Regions from separate parts of the Homo sapiens genome. Here region 1 is linked to region 2. A link is an interaction called in ENCODE POLR2A ChIA-PET data of the cell type or tissue named here. Cell type or tissue: CD4-positive, alpha-beta T cell. All regions are shown on one strand. Each heading gives the region's core, and the rest is flanking DNA. Links, peaks and the distances in the headings are about the cores only. Region 1 overlaps NDRG3 (NDRG family member 3). Region 2 holds the start of SLA2 (Src like adaptor 2).

Region 1 (7,993 bases), core at 1,993-4,492, 87 kb before region 2:
ATTAGATTAATTCAGCCTTTAACCCTGAGGAAACTTAAGAGCCAAGTCATCAGATAATTGTGCATCTTCTAGACTGAAGTATGGAATTTAGCCCAGTACTCTGGGATCTCTTTCAGAGCTGAGCTAGGAATCCGCATGCTAGTTCCAGCTCCACACCTAGCTGGCTGTGTGAATTCAGAAATCACTTAAATTTTCTGGGCCTCTTTTCTCATTGGAGAATGAGGGCATTACTGTAAACCAGTGGTTCTTAGCCCTAGCTGCATGTAAGAATTACCTGTGAAGCTTTAAAAACAATACTCAGGCCCTACGTTAGCCCAATTAAATTGGATCTTTAAGGTTGGGGCTGAGTCATTGATAATCTTCACTGCTTCCCAGGTTTAAGTGTAGCTAAGATAACTACGTGGACAACATGACCAAGTTTTAAACAACTGAAAAAAGTTAAGCTTCTGTGTCATTCTGCTCCTCAGAAACCTTCAGGGGTTGTCTGTGTAGTAAAGTCCAGCTCAGGTGCTCTGCATTCTGACCTAGGCTACTTCTGCAGCTTGTCTTCTTTCCCAGCTATATTGTTCTTGGTGTCTCCTGAATGTATTGTCTTTTTTTTTTTTTTTTTTTTTTTGAGACAGGGCCTCGCTCTGCCCAGGCTGGAGTGCAATGGTGCAATCTCGGCTCACTGCAACCTCCACCCCCTGGGTTCAAGCCTCAGCCTCCTGAGCTGGGATTAAGGCATGCGCCATCATGCTCAGCTAATTTTTGTATTATTAGTGGAAATGGGGTTTCACTTTGTTGGCCAGGCTGATCTTGAACTTCTGACCTCAAGTGATCCTCCCACCTCAGCCTCCCAAAGTGCTGGGATTACAGGTGCCCTGCCTGAGTGTATTGTCTTTAATTCTTTCTTTCCCAACCCTGATGTCCTCACCTGTATGTCCCTCCTCCCTTCCCCTGTTCAAAACATATCCCTTTAGGGCCCATCATTCTCCCTTCCCTTGGGAAACTCCTGACCATCCTAATCCTTAGTTATTTCTCCTGCCTCTGCATTGGTTTTGAGCTTCATTAGCTCTGAGTGTATGTTCCAAACACTAGCTGCAATGTAAACATGATAACTCAAGCAGCATTCAATCCTTCAGAGAGTGGGACACATGGAAATACAGGTTGAGTATCCCTTATCCAAAATGCTTGGGACCAGAAGTGTTTCAGGTTTTGGATTTTTTCCAATTTTGGAATATTTGAATTATACTTACCAGTTGAGCATCCCTAATCTGAAAATCTAAAATCCGAGTGCTCCAATGAGCATTTAGTCTGAGCGTCATGTCAGTGCTCAAAAAGTTTTGGATTTTGAAGCACTTCGGATTTTGGATTTTCAGATTAGAGATGCTCAACATGTGCCACTGGGGTGACTTGTATACTGTTAAACGTGTGATATGGTGTATTGTTGGCTATGTCATTATGTATGTATATCTTGTAAATATTAGTTGATGGATAGCTATCCATGACCAGCCTCCAGCTGTCATTTTTACCCTTATTTCCTATTTCCAGCAGACCTTGTGCTTTCTCATCTCCTTGCCTTTAAGTTATCCTCCCTTTCTGGAATTTCCTCTTTTATTCTTATTCTCATTTACAGGAATTTTATCTATTTCTCAAGGTGCAGTTCAGATATTACCTCCTCCATGAAACTTCTTCCCAGCACCCACAAGCTGCAGTGACTCGATTATGCCCTAAACCTCTGTAACCCTTAGAGCAGTGCTTCTCAATTGGGAGTGATTTTGCCCCAAAGAGGACATTTGGCATTATCTGGAGACATGTTTGGCTGTCACAGCTGTTGGGGGAGTGTGCCACTGTCATCTAGTATTGGAGGCCAGGGATGCTGCTACACATTCTGCAATGCATAGAACAGACCTCCCACAACAAAAAATCATCTGGCCTAAAATGTCAGTTGTGCCAAGGTTGAGAAACTGCCTTTGAGTTTGTCCAGTTCATAAGCTTCTATGTATACTGCCTCGAACTGTAACAATTTGTTTATAGACCTTATCTCCCCTATTTAATTGAATTAATAGGTAAAGACTAATTCCAGTCCCCCATCTGTGCTTTCTTGTTATTCACTACATATCAGGGCTTAATCCTAGAGCCTGTGGCCTAATCCTAACTGCTTAAGCAGAGATAAAGACATGTTCAGTGCGGAGTGGGTGTGGTGAGGCAGTCTTCTCAATTCTGAATTTCTCTTCTTTTCACTCTCAGTCTTTTCATCTGTGATGACCTGGGAGAAAGTGTGATTTAGGGCATAAAATGAGCATTTGGGATCGGAAGACCTGGGTTTCAGTTCCAGCTGTGCCATTTATTAGTTGTGGTATTTTGGTCAGTCCATGTCACCTCTTTTTTTTTTTTTGAGACGGAGTCTCGCTCTGTCACTCAGGCTGGAGTGCAATGGCACGATCTCAGCTCACTGCAAAGGTGATCCGCCTGCCTTGGCCTCCCAAAGTGCTGGGATTACAGGCGTGAGCCACCGTGCCCAGGCATGTCACCTCTTTCAGCCTCAGTTTCTTCATGTCTGTTGGTAGCCATGATGCCAGTGCCTCAGTGTTTTAGCTCACGGTGCCATCATAATAATCCAGTGAGATGTTAAATGTGAAGGTGCTCTGTAGATTGGAAAGTGCTGTAATGATTACTCATATAGCCACTGTTCAAAGGTATAAAGAGAGAGGATGTGAATCTGTTTGCTTAGGAGCTCTGCTGACTGCCTTCCCAGCCAGTCCCGTGGCCACTTCCTGTGGCTTTCTAACCATAACTGCTTCAGCACCAGCTCCAGCTGACCCTTTCCAGATTATTCTCTCCAGTATGCCCCCTTTGTTTGTTGCCGTCATTCTGTGTGTTTTTTATTTTTTTTTATTTTTTTTTTGAGATGGAGTCTCGCTCTGTCACCCAGGCTAGAGTGTAGTGGCGTGATCTCGGCTCACTGCAAGCTCTGCCTCAGCCTGCCGAGTAGCTGGACTACAGGCACCTGCAACCTCTCCCGGCTAATTTTTTGTATATTTAGTAGAGACGGGGTTTCACCATGTTGGCCAGGATGGTCTCAATCTCTTGCCCTCGTGATCCGCCCGCCTTGGCCTCCCAAAGTGCTGGGATTACAGGCGTGAGCCACCGCGCCCGGCCATACCTTCATTCTGTTTTGGTTGTCTGTCTGCAATCTTGCCAAAATCAAAGGTGATTGACTCCGCCCCTAGAATACTAGCTAGCGGCCTGGTGTCAGCACATCCTGGCAAGGCCTGACAAAGGCCAAACTTGGTCATGGGAAAAAGCTGTAAAACAAGACAGCTTGCAGTTTCAAAAGCCAATAACTTTCTTATTGTTCTTATTGTCTTTATTAAACTAACAAAGAAATTTATATGTGCATATATATATATATATATATATATATATATATTTTTTTTTTTTTTTTTTTTTTTTTTGAGACAGGATCGTGTTCCGTCACCCAGGCTGGAGTGCAGTGGTTTAATCTCAGCTTGCTGTAGCCTTCACCTTCTGGGCTCAAGCAGTCTTCCCACCTCAGCCTCCTGACTAGCTGGGACTACAGGCACACGTCATCACACCCGGCTAATTTTTGTATTTTTTATAGACACAGGGTCTTGCCATGTTGCCCGGGCTGGTCTCAAACTCCTGGGCTCAAGCAATCCACCCTCCTTGGCCTCCCGAAATGCTAGATTAGAGGCATGAGCCACCTTGCCTCGCCAAAGCAATGTTTTTAAGTGCTTGAAATCTCAGTGAGCTTCATCTGACTAAATGGACACAGTGCAGAATGAGATACAAGCTGAGACCCTCATGTCCCCAGGGTCAGGCCAAGTGTACCCTCCTGCTTATTTGCTGAGTGATCTCCAGCAAGCGGTTGACCCTCACTAGGCTAATACCTGGGGAAATGCTTAGGATTGTAGTAAGGCTCATGCTGGTGGGGAGGAATGTGAAGTACTACTTCTACAGGGAGCTTCAGGATCACAGAATTCCAGCCCTGTCAGGGACTCAAAAAGGTCATCCTGCCCAATCTTTTCCCTTGACAGATGGGGTAACTGAGGCCCAGAAAGGGAAAATGCTTTGCTCAGCACCACTGAGCTATGTAGGGGCCCATTTAGGTTTAGAATCCACATCTGATGTGCTTACATGCTCTTTCCATTACTGGAAGAATCCATGCGTCTCTGGGTGTCTTTTTTCTGAGTGAACAAAGGATTGCACTCTGTATTATCACGCTTTAAACGGTGTTCTGCAGAGCCCTAGTGGTCTCACCACCACTTCAACCAAAGCCTCTACATGTTTTCTGTTTTCTATTTCGGAGTTTTGCTGTAAAACTTGAAAGTCACTGATCTTGTTAATCTTTTAAAGCCCCTCCCAGTGTGTGTCTCTCCTGGATTCCTGGTGACATTTTTGCTTGCATTTCAATTCAGAAATGTTAGATTCTATATTTCTATTATTTATTTATTTAGTTTGAGACAGGGTCTCACTCTGTTGCCCAGGCTGGACTGCAGCGGTGCAGTCGTGGCTCGCTGCAGCCTCAGCCTCCTGGGTTTAGGTGATCCTCCCACCTCAGCCTCCTGAGTGGCTGATACTACAGGCACATACCATCACACCCTGCTAATTGTTTAATTTTTTGTAGAGATGGGGTCTCACTGTGTTGCTCAGGCTGGTCTTGAGCTCCTGGACTCAAGTGATCCTCCCACCTCCCAAAGTGCTGGGATTATGGATTTGATCCACTATGCCAACTAACTTCTATATTTCTTTTCTTTCTTTTTTTTTTTTTGAGATGGAGTCTTGCTCTGTCGCCCAGGCTGGAGCACAGTGGTGCGATCTCGGCTCACTGCAAGCTCTGCCTCCTGGATTCATGCCATTCTCCTGCCTCAGCCTCCCGAGTAGCTGGGACTACAGGTGCCCGCCACCATGCCCAGCTAATTTTTTTGTATTTTTTTAGTAGAGACAGGGTTTCACCATGTTAGCCAGGATGGTCTCGATCTCCTGACCTTGTGATCCACTCGCCTCGGCCTCCCAAAGTGCTGGGATTACGGGTGTGACCCATCGCGCCTGGCCTAATTTCTATATTTCTAAAAAGTGATGTACATAGTCATGGGCTTTTCAGCATGGAGAACTGAACTTCATTTTTCCTAGATTTTAACACCACTGACTTTTACTGTCCAAAGTTAATGGCCCTTTCATAGTCTTCATCCTCCTCCTTTTTTCTTCAGCATTTGACAGTTTTCCTCCACTTTTGTGTAAATCTCTCTTCTCCCTTGAATTCTTTGACATTGTATTTCTGCCTTTCCTCTAGCATCTCTGAACATTTTTTCTTTGTCTCTTACTGGTTCTTTCTTTTCCATCACTGAGTTGTCCTTCAGAAGAGCCCAGGCCTACAGACCTCCTTATCTCTGGTTTGGTGGTCGTTTGGAGGCTTACCTCACTCATTCTCACTCCCACCTGTGCTCAGGTCTCTCTTGGATTCCTGACTGAAATTGATTTTCTTTTTAACAAATCAGTTTCTCTGTTACTTTTTCTCAGCTCACTAATTTCCATTCATTGTTCCATAATTCTTTTATCTCCCCAACTGAAAACTTTGGCAAAATCTAACTCTTCTCTGACCTTGTTCTACTTTTTTTCTTTCTTTCTTTTTTTTTTTTTTTCGAGACAGCATCTCCCTCTGTTGCCCAGGCTGGAGTGCAGTGGCGCGATCTTGGCTCACTCCAACCTCCTCCTCCCAGTTTTAAGTGATTCTCATGCCTCAGCCTCCCAAGTAGCTGGAATTACCACCACGCCTGGCTAATTTTTGTTTGGTTAATAGTGACGGGGTTCTACCATATTGGCCAGGCTGGTCTCGAACTCCTGGCCTCAAATAATTCTCCCATCTCGGCCTCCCACAGTGCTAGGATTATAGGCATGAGCCACTGTGCCCTGGCCAACCTTGTGCTATTTTTACCAACTTTATATCCCAGAGCTCCCCCTCCTTTTTTTTTATTTTTTTCACATTTCGTAATTTCAGGAGCCTGACAGACCCTTGTTACCTTTCAGCGAGGTTTCTGCAAACTATTTTGTTTCTCCAGTATGTTCACATTTTAGTTGATTGGACCTGCTGAGTCTTTAAAAAATCGCATCTTAGCCTGGGCAACATAGTAAGACCTGTTTCTACCAAAAAACAAAAATTAGCCAGGCATAGTGGTATATGTCTGTAGTCCTTAGCTCTTTGGGAGGCTGAGGCGGGAGGATTGCTTGACCATTGGAATTCAAGGTTACAGTGAGCTAAGATGGTGCCACTGCACTCCAGCCGAGTGACAAAGCAAGACCCTGTCTCCAAAAAAACAATTTTTTTTTTTTTTTGGAGACAGAGTCTCGCTCTGTCGCCCGGGCTGGAGTGCAGTGGCACAATCTCACCTCACTGCAACCTCTGCCTCCCAGGTTCAAGCGCGTCTCCTGCTTCTGCCTCCCGAGTAGCTGGGATTACAGGCACGTGCTATCATGCCCGGCTAATTTTTGTATTTTTGGTAGACACTAGGTTTCACCACGTTGGCCAGGCTGGTCTCAAACTCCTGACCTCAGGTGATCTGCCCGCCTTGGCCTCCTAAAGTGCTGGGATTACAGGCGTGAGCCACCGTGCCCGGCCCCTAAAACATTTAAAAATAAAAAATAAAAGTTCCATCTAGTTTACTGAAATTTTGGAAGAAGGCAGGACGAAATCAAATTAATGGAGTCTTCCTTTACCCCATCCTCACTGATCTCTATTGAAGATTGTTGCTAATTGGCTGGGCATGGTGGCTCATGCCTGTAATTCTAGCACTTTGGGAGGCTGACGTGGGTGGATCGCTTGAGCTCAGGAGTTAGAGACCAGCCTGGGCAACAAAGTGCAACCCTGACACTACAAAACGTACAAAAATTAGCCAGGCGTGGTTGCGTGTGCCTGTGGTCCCAGCTACTTGGAAGGGTGAGGTAAGAGAATGGCTTGAGCCTGGAAGACAGAGGTTGCAGGTAGCCGAGATTGTGCCACTGCACTCTAGCCTGGGTGACAGAGCCAAACTCTGTCTCAAAAAAAAAAAAGATTGTTGCTAATAATAATGAAGGCTTTCAGTTCATCTCCTCACCTCAGATTATCTCCATCTCTCCTCAGTGATGAGGTCACATGTTAGACTCTCATCACTTAAAACTGATCATATCTGAGATCCTAAACAAGATTCCCAGGTGATAGATTTTGAGGCTTGCTGTTCTAACAAGCAAGAAATAGCCCTTGCCTCTGAAACTGTTTGCCAAGTAATAGCTGGAACTTCATTTCTCTTTTCTCTACTCATTCCACATCCTCTATGCCCTTAGCGTTATAACTACTGAGATAGTGAGGGCTCTTGTCCTGGTGTGATGACTCAGAGCTTCATTTCTAAGGTGTCTGAGTCGTTGGTATGTATAGGATTGCTTTAGCCTTCTCTTACCTCAAGGAGGTGCCACAGGCTGGGTAAAGAGGAAAAAACTTGCTCAGGGTCCTACAATCAGTAGATGGGGCCTGGCACAGACATTATGGTATATGAGTTGAGTATCCCTTATCCAAAATGCCTTGAACAGCCTGGAAGCAGTGGCTTACACCTGTAATCCCAGCGCTTTGGGAGGCTGAGGTCGGCGGATCACCTGAGGTCAGGAGTTCGAGACCAGCCTGGCCAACATGGTGAAACCTTGTCTCTACTAAAAATACAAAACTTAGCTGGGCATGGTGGCACCTATAGTCCCAGCTACTTGGGAGATGGAGGCAGGAGAATCGCTTGAGCCCAGGAGGCGGAGGTTGCAGTGAGCCGCGATTGAGCCACTGCACTCCAGCCTGGGCGACAGAGTGAGACTCTGTCTCAAAACCTCCCCCCCAAAAAAACAAAAAAACCAAAATGCCTTGAACCAGATGTGTTTCAGATTTTGGATTTTTTCTGATTTTGCAATATGCATTATACTTACTAGCGTTTAAGCATCCCAAATCTGAAAATGTGAAATCTGAAATGCTCCA
Region 2 (7,993 bases), core at 3,631-6,130:
AAAATACAAAAAAAAAAAAAAAAATTAGTCGAGCGTGGTGGCATGCACCTGTAATCCCGCTACTCGGGAGGCTGAGACAGGAGAATCGCTTGAACCCAGGAGGTGGAGATTGCAGTGAGCCAAGATTGCACCATTGCATTCCAGCCTGGGTAACAAGAGTAAAACTCCGTCTCCAGAAAAAAAAAAAAAAAAAAAAAAAAAGAATAATTTCAGAAGACCACCATCTCAGATGAGTTTTCAGTAACCCGGGGCAAGTGCCAGCAAAAGTGCATGTGGATTGCTACATCTGTGACAGGCACTCGTAAAAAATGACATGAACCACCGGGCGCGGTGGCTCACGCCAGTAATCCCAGCACTTTGGGAGGCTGAGGTGGGCAGATCACGAGGTCGGGAGATCGAGACCATCCTGGCTAACACAGTGAAACCCCATCTCTACTAAAAATACAAAAAATTCGTCGGGCGTGGTGGTGGGCACCTGTAGTCCTAGCTACTCAGGAGGCTGAGGCAGGAGAATGGCGTGAACCCGGGAGGCGGAGCTAGCAGAGAGCGGAGATAGCGCTACTGCACTCCAGCCTGTGCGACAGAGAAAGACTCTTGTCTCAAAAAAAAAAAAAAAAAAGACATGCCCATTCTGGCAGAGGAGTTGAAACAAATGCATATGAACAGATAAAGATTACCAGGCTGAAGCCTTACAATGCAGGCCAATGCTCCACAGAATGCTGACATGGGAAGGAACTGATCTGATGGCCTCAGTTGCCTTTTTTTTTGTTTTTTGTTTGGTTATGTTTTGTTCTGAGATGGAGTCTCGCTCTGTCGCCCAGGCTGGAGTGCAGTGGCATGATATCCACTCACTGCAACCTCCTCCTCCTAGGTTCAAGCAATTCTCCTGTCTCAGCCTTCTGAGTAGCTGGGACTACAAGCATGTGCCACCACGCCCAGCTAATTTTTAGTAGAGATGGGGTTTCGCCATGTTGACCAGGCTGGTCTGGAACTCCTGACTTCAAGTGATCTGCCCGCCTCAGCCTCCCAAAGTGCTGGAATTACAGGCATGAGCCCCTGCGCTGGGCCCTTTTTTTTTTTTTTTTTTTTTTTTTTTTTGAAACAGTGTCTCACTTTGTCACCCAAGCTGGATGGCAGTGGTGTAATCATAGCTCACTGCAGCCTCAAACTTCTGGGCTCAAGCCATCCTCCCACTTCAGCCTCTTGAGGAGCAGGGACTACAGGCATGCACCACCATGCCTGGCTAATTTTTTATTTTTTGTAGAGACAGCATATCACGTTGTTGCCTAGGCTAGACTTGAACTCCTGACCTCAAGTGATCTTGCCTCAGCCTCCCAAAATGCTAGGGTTACAGGTGTGGGAATCAGCCCTTTATTGAGCATCTATATATAGGCCAGGCCCTTAATGCCTTCCTATAAATTTCCTTCTATTGATCCAGTGAGATACATGCTATTCCCATTTTATAGATGCAGAAACAGGTCCAGAGATAACTAGCTTGTAAATGGTCACAAAACTAGTAAGTGGCTATATGGGAAACAGTTTCCTCCACTACACTCAACACTTCCAACACTGCTGTGACCAAATGTGTGAGCTTTTTTCCCATATACCAACCAGTTCTCCAACACCCCAGACACTGAGTAGGTGTCCTAAATTACCACACCAGCTTCCTGGAGTTAGTACAGACCCTACAGGTTAAGGGTTCAGGCCCACAAGACCGCCCCCTGCTTTAGATGCCAGGTGCAAGCAGTGGATCCCCAGGTTATTCATACTTCTGTCCAACCTGGCTACAAACTAGACCCCCTCCCTCAGGTTTGATAGTTCGCTAAGATGGCTCACGGAACTCAGGGAAACACTGAATTTACCGGTTTATTATTCAAAAGGATATGAGGCTGGGTGCAGTGGCTCACACCTGTAATCCCAGCAGTTTGGGAGGCAGGAGGACTGCTTGAGCCCAGGAGTTCAAGACCAGCCTGGGCAATATAGTGAGACCCTGTCTGTATTCTAGAAACAGAAAAAAATAAAATAAAAAGGATACGATAGGCTGGGCACGGTGGCTCACGCCTGTAATCCCAGAACTTTGGGAGGCCGAGGTGGGTGGATCACGAGGTCAGGAGATTGAGACCATCCTGGCTAACACGGTGAAACCCCGTCTCTACTAAAAATACAAAAAGTTAGCTGGGTGTGGTGGTGGGTGCCTGTAGTCCCAGCTACTCAGGAGGCTGAGACAGGAGAATGGTATGAACCCGGGAGGCGGAGCTTGCAGTGAGCCGAGATTGCGCCACTGCACTCCAGCCTGGGTGACAGAGCAAGACTCTGTCTCAAAAAAAAAAAAAAAGGATACGATAAAGGATACAGGTAAATGGCCAGATAAAGAAGTATGTAGGAGGCTGGACACAGTGGCTCAAGCCTGTAATCCCAGCACTTTGGGAAGCCAAGGCGGGTGGATCACCTGAGGTCAGGAGTTCGAGACCAGCCTGGCTAACATGATGAAACCCCGTCTCTACTAAAAATACAAAAATTAGCTGGGCGTGGTGGTGCACACCTGTAATCCCAGCTACTCAGGAGGCTGGGGCAAGAGGATTGCTTGAACCCGGGAGGCAGAGGATGCGGTGAGCCTAAATTGTGCCACTCCACTCCAGTCTGGACAACAGAGCAAGAATCTGTCTAAAAATAATAATAATAATACATAGAGCAAGGTCTGGAGGGGTCCCAGGGAGTTGGGGTGTGCCACCCTTCTGGTGTGTTGGATGTGTTCACCAACCTGGAAACTCTCTGAACCTCGTACTTTAGGGATTTTTATGGAAGCTTCATCACATAAGCATTATCAATTATTAACTCAATCTCGAGCTCCTCTCCCCACTCCAGAGGATGAGGTGGGACTGAAAGCCCCAAGCTCATAATGATGGCTTTGTCTTTCTAGTGACCAGTCCCCATCCAGGAGCCCACCAAGTGTTGCCTCATTAGAACAGAAAACACTTCTGTCACCGAGGAAATTAGAAGGGTTTTAGCAGCTCTGGCCAGGAGCCAGGGAGGAACACCAGTGCATATTTCTTAGTGGATAGACCTAGGATTTTAAATTTTGTAATTCTTAGGTGCCTCCCTAAGTAGAAAAGGAGAGTTATGCCGTGGGATTCTTTTAAGAAGAGACCAGAGATTCCCTACTTCCTGCCCCATTCATGAACTGCACCTTGAGGCTTGTTTTGAAGATGTGCGTATCATAAGAAGACGGGCATTACAGTTGTATGGCAGCAGGAGTGGGAAGGTGGGCTCAAGCTCAAGTCCCTCCCTGCCAAGGCCCACATCCCTGAGTGGCTGTCACCCATTCTAACGTCCTGATTAGAACTCTCTTGCAGAAGTGTGCCTCCACTCTGGCTCCTTCAGCTCTGTGTGCCAAGTGCCTACAAGGATAAAAATCAAACCAGCCTTCCCTAGGATCAAAGGAGAACCTGAGCAGGAGTGCTGTAGCTGGCAAGGCCCCAGAAAGGGCTGCATGGGCTGAGCTGGAGTCAGGAATCATTTCAGTGCAGTGGGCCCTTTGTCTCCAAGAGTACTAATCCCCCTAATGGGGAAGCAGCGAGAGGGTGTGGTTAAATCTTAATGAAGAGTGGGACTGAAGGTAACACACTGATCAAAGACAATTCAGCCAGAGTCAGATTCTTTATCCTAGACCAGTGATTCTCAAGCTTGGGCATGGACTGTGGCTCATGCTTGTAATCCCAACACTTAGGGAGGTGGAAGTGGGAGGAACAATTGAGGCCAGGAGTTTGAGATTAGATGGAGCAGCACAGTGAAACCTCATCTGTACAAAAAAAATTTAAAATTAGCCAGGAGTGCTGGTGCACACCTGTAGTCCTAGCTACTCAAGGCTGAGAAGGGAGGATTACTTGAGCCTGGGTCAAGGCTGCACTAAGCTATGATTGTGCCACTGCACTCTATCCTGGGTGACAAAGCAAGACCCTGTAAAAAAAAAAAAAAAAAAAAAAAAAAAAAAATCAAGCCTGGGCATGCATCGGAATCACCTGGAGGCATGAAAACAGATTGCTGGGCCTACCTCCAGAGTATGATTCCATAGATCTGGGATGCGGCCTGAGAATTTGCATGTCTAACAAATTCCCGCTGAGGCTGCTGGTCTAGGGACCATACTTGGAGACCACTGTCCAGATACTGCTGCTATTCAAAGTGTGGTCCCCAGACTGGCAACATGGGGGTCACCTGGGAGCGTATTAGAAATGCAAAATACTGAACTCTGCCCCAGACCTTCTGAATCAGAGCCTGCAGTGCAACAAGATCCCCAGGTGATTCCTATACACATTAAAGGCTGAGAAGGCAGTGCTTCCCACACTCGTCAGTCAAGGGAATCTCCTGCAGGGTTTAAAATTTAGATTCCTGGGCTCCCTATCTGGAGACTTGGATTTAGAAAGTTTGGGAGATCCCAGAAATTGCTACAATTAAGTCCCGCTGAGTGATTATTATGGTCAGGCCAGCATGGGAACTCCGGCTCATTTTCCTCAGTCCTGTGTTCCTTGGACAAGACTAAGCCACAAAGCCAGAGAAAAACCTTTTGCTCCACGATCATGACAAGGCAGCAGCTGCTCCCCTAGAAACAGGAACTTGGGGAAGGTGGCTCCTCGACGGTCTGTGATGCCGTCAGAGGAAACGGGTGGTTGTGAGAACCACAGAGTCTGCAGTCGGAGCTAGAGCTCCAAGGACCCCACGCCTGTGTCTCTGTGACAGAGCTCAAAGGGCCCTGGGCCTTCCCTCCCTGGCTCGGCTGTGCTTGGGAGGGTTCCCCAGTCCAGAATCCCTAAGGAGCATGGGGCAGCTGATCCATCCCTGGTGTACAAACTGCTGACTGCAGACAGATGCTGAGCTACCCAAACCAACACCTAGCCTCTCCCTGAAGATCCTCCCAGGCTGAGAGAGTTCTGGGTGTCCTAGGACCAAGGACACTGGCAGACTTCCAGAAGGGCCCCCAAAGCCCTAACCTGTCCAGCCAGAGCATGCGTCTCAGCAGAGCTGTCTTCCCAAGCCTTTGATGACAAACCAGTAAGTATGCTTGCTTTTGTTCTTGGATGGCCTGGAGACAGGTGAGGAAGAATGGTCTCCCCTGCCCCGACTGGGACTGGGCTTTATTTGCTGTTGGGAAAAAAACAAGCTCAAGGAGAAGGGGGAGTGGTTCTACTGAGGCTGTAAAGAGGGGTGGTTTCTGGGGGTCCCAGAAGAACCAAGACTCACCTGCTCCACCTTTGACCTCCTCTTGGAGCTTACGCTCTTCCGTGCAGCTTGTCTTCACGCCCGTCCTAGTCCCATCTCAGGTGCGCACTTGCTGTGTGACTTTGGGCCCCTCTCTGCGCTGCAGTCAGACTCCAAAGTCAGGAACGTGAGGGCTACCATCTCTCAAGACATTTCAGCTGTAGAGCCTACAGTGCACTCTCACTCTCAAAGGGGTGATATTTCTCAATTGGAAGAGAGGGAGAGGTCTCCCTTTAACTCAATCCAAATTCATTTTTTTTTTTGAGTTGGGGTCTCATTCTGTTACCCAGGCTGGAGTGCAGCGGCGTAATTATGACTAACTATAGACTTGAACCACTGGGCTCAAGTGATCCTCCTGCCTTAGCCTCCCAAGTAGCTGAGACTACAGGCATGTACCACCATGCCCAGCTAATTCGTTATATTTTTGTAGAGATGGCAGGCGGTGGTGGGGGTGGGGGTGGGGGTTCTCACTATGTTGCCCAGGCTGGTCTCGAACTCCTGGCCTCAAGCAATCCTCCTGTCTCAGCCTCCTAAATTGCTGGGATTACAGGCATGAGCCACTGTGCCTGGCCAAATTCATCACTCTTACCCCCACTGCTGAAAAATGATCTTCAGAAGCACAAAATACACATGATGGCAGGCCCAGTCCTGCACGAATGGGCTACATGAACAGAATCACATGGTTGTCCTCTCAGGGACTTGGTCACTGTATCTGAAATGGGACCCAAGTGAGATACTGAAAAAAAAAAAAAAAAAAAAAACACAATATTCTGGGCAGCGTGCTCATCTCGGCTGCCGTTGACTAACTTTTTCCTTTCACCCGATGCCTCATGTCCTCCGGAAAGTGCCTGGCACATAGTAAGTTTTTCAAAAATTTGTAGAGTTAATGATTTGATGCTGTCTTACAAAATGTGCGGCTAATACTCTGCCTCCTCCTAGGCTGGCCCATTGTATGGTCTTTATTTTGCCCCCAGGGGCTTATTGGCCTTGACCTGACCAAGTCCTTGACCAGGTGAAGGGAGCTGCAGAGACTTTGGGGAGGCTTTCAGCCTGAGTACAGCTCCCCTGTCTCCATCTGCCTTTGGGCCCAGCCCCCAGCTCCACCTGCGGCAGGAAGGAGTCTCTCAGTTTATTGCAGGTGGTAACTGTGGTCTTCCTGAAGGAGGGGAAAGGAAACTAAGCCTTACTGAGCACCCACTCTGTGCCAGACTCCTGCAACTCTCCCCACAGCCCCGTGGCGCCTGTAGTGCACCTTGTTCACAGATGAGACGGGGGAAGCTTGCATGCTTTGCCTGAGGCCACACAGCTCCAGCCAGGTTCAAGTGGGCACTCATGCTACCCAAGCCAGAGGTTCTCTCCCTGGGGTTTCCTGGTCTTGGGTTTGTAAAAATCCTCCCCAGGAGGATCGCTTAAGCCCAGGAGTTCAAGACCAGCCTGGGCAACACAGCAAGACCCCAATAATGTAAAACAAAAACAAAAAACCTCCTCAAGAACAGCAGCACCATTTCAGTGTACCCAGGCTGCAGGATCCTAAAAGGCTGAGCAGGAAGTGGCTGTCAGGACCCATTTCCATGCCATATGCCCATTCTGTGTTCAAGAGCTCCCTTCCAGATGAATGCCGAACTCCCCATACGGAGGGAGCAGCAAGCAGGTATTAGGTTTTTTGGGGCGGGAGGGGGGTACAGAGTCTCGCTCTGTCGCCCAGGCTGCAGTGCAGTGGCACAATCTCGGCTCACTGCAGCCCCTGCCTCCCAGGTTCAAGTGATTCTTTTGCCTCGGTCTCCCGAGTAGCTGGGATTACAGGTACCCACCACCACACCCGGCTCATTTTTGTATTTTTAGTAAAGACAGGGTTTCACCATGTTGGCCAGGCTGGTCTCAAACTCCTGACCTCATGTGATCTGCCCACCTCGGCCTCCCAAAGTGCTGGGATTACAGGCATGAGCCACCGCGCCCGGCCCAGGTATTGTTATTCCCATGTCAACAACATGAGACTGAAGAACAGAGAGGGCTGTTCCATGCTCTAAGGTAGGATCTTTACTCCCCAGACAGGACTGGTCCAGGACGCCACAGAAATCACTCCATGATATTGATGGACGCCCGTCCTCATCCAGGCAGTGTGGGGTTCAAAGGCAAGGAATGAGCCCACTCTGTCACCACCCCATTCAGTGATCTCCTCCAGAGTAAGGTGCATGGGTTCCCCTCCAGGGACCACCAGTCCTTGGCAGGTGCCTGACACAGAGCAGAAGCTCCATGAATATCAGCTGAACTGGGCCAATTGTGTAACTGTGCCTTGTCCCTACTGAAAAGAATGAAACCATCTGAAAAGAAAGACAAAGCTCCGCCTCCCACTCCCCAAACACTTTAAAATAGTGTTTGGAAAAATCAGCACTACCCTGGAAATCCGGGGATTTAAACTATTCTAACGATAAGACACCTACCTGTCTGAAGAGCTAACAGTCTCATTTAGTTAATGTGTGCTGAGTGCTTTCTGTGATGCCTCACTAAATGCTGAGTAATAGGCAAACAAAAGAAGTCTTTGTCCTCATGCAGTTACAGGATAGTGGCAGATTAAACAAGTAAACTCTCAAATGAATGATGAAAACTTCCCAAGGGAGGCTGGGTCCCATGGCTCACACCTGTAATCCCAGGATTTTGGGAAGCTGAGGTGGGAGGATTGGTGGAGCCCAGGAGTTCAAGAACAGCCTGGGCAACATGGCATGAGCCCGTAACTTAAGAA

The links. ChIA-PET counts read pairs that join two places held together with the same protein. Peaks named below come from ENCODE experiments on the same cell type or tissue, not always from the same donor. Only the 100,000 strongest peaks of a DNase experiment are listed, where the experiment ranks them.
Region 1: POLR2A ChIA-PET joins it to region 2 with 10 read pairs; 12 of 35 experiments call an interaction of 5 or more read pairs at or near these places.

What each region holds. Positions count from the first base shown.
Region 1 is chr20:36,728,594-36,736,586 of GRCh38, reverse strand. All of the region lies in intron 1 of NDRG3 (NDRG family member 3), which reads left to right. Among named protein-coding and RNA genes, the nearest start is that of NDRG3, 14 kb to the left of the region's middle. In CD4-positive, alpha-beta T cell, for the core only: no CTCF peak of the experiment used is centred there; DNase peaks (open chromatin) are centred at 2,746 and 3,226; H3K4me3 peaks cover 789 bases; H3K27ac peaks cover 2,003 bases.
Region 2 is chr20:36,642,890-36,650,882 of GRCh38, reverse strand. It overlaps SLA2 (Src like adaptor 2), which reads left to right and starts at 4,687. Exons shown (of 8, transcript NM_032214.4): 1 at 4,687-5,046. RefSeq lists an enhancer at 7,384-7,993. In CD4-positive, alpha-beta T cell, for the core only: no CTCF peak of the experiment used is centred there; DNase peaks (open chromatin) are centred at 4,652 and 6,062; H3K4me3 peaks cover 1,768 bases; H3K27ac peaks cover 2,091 bases.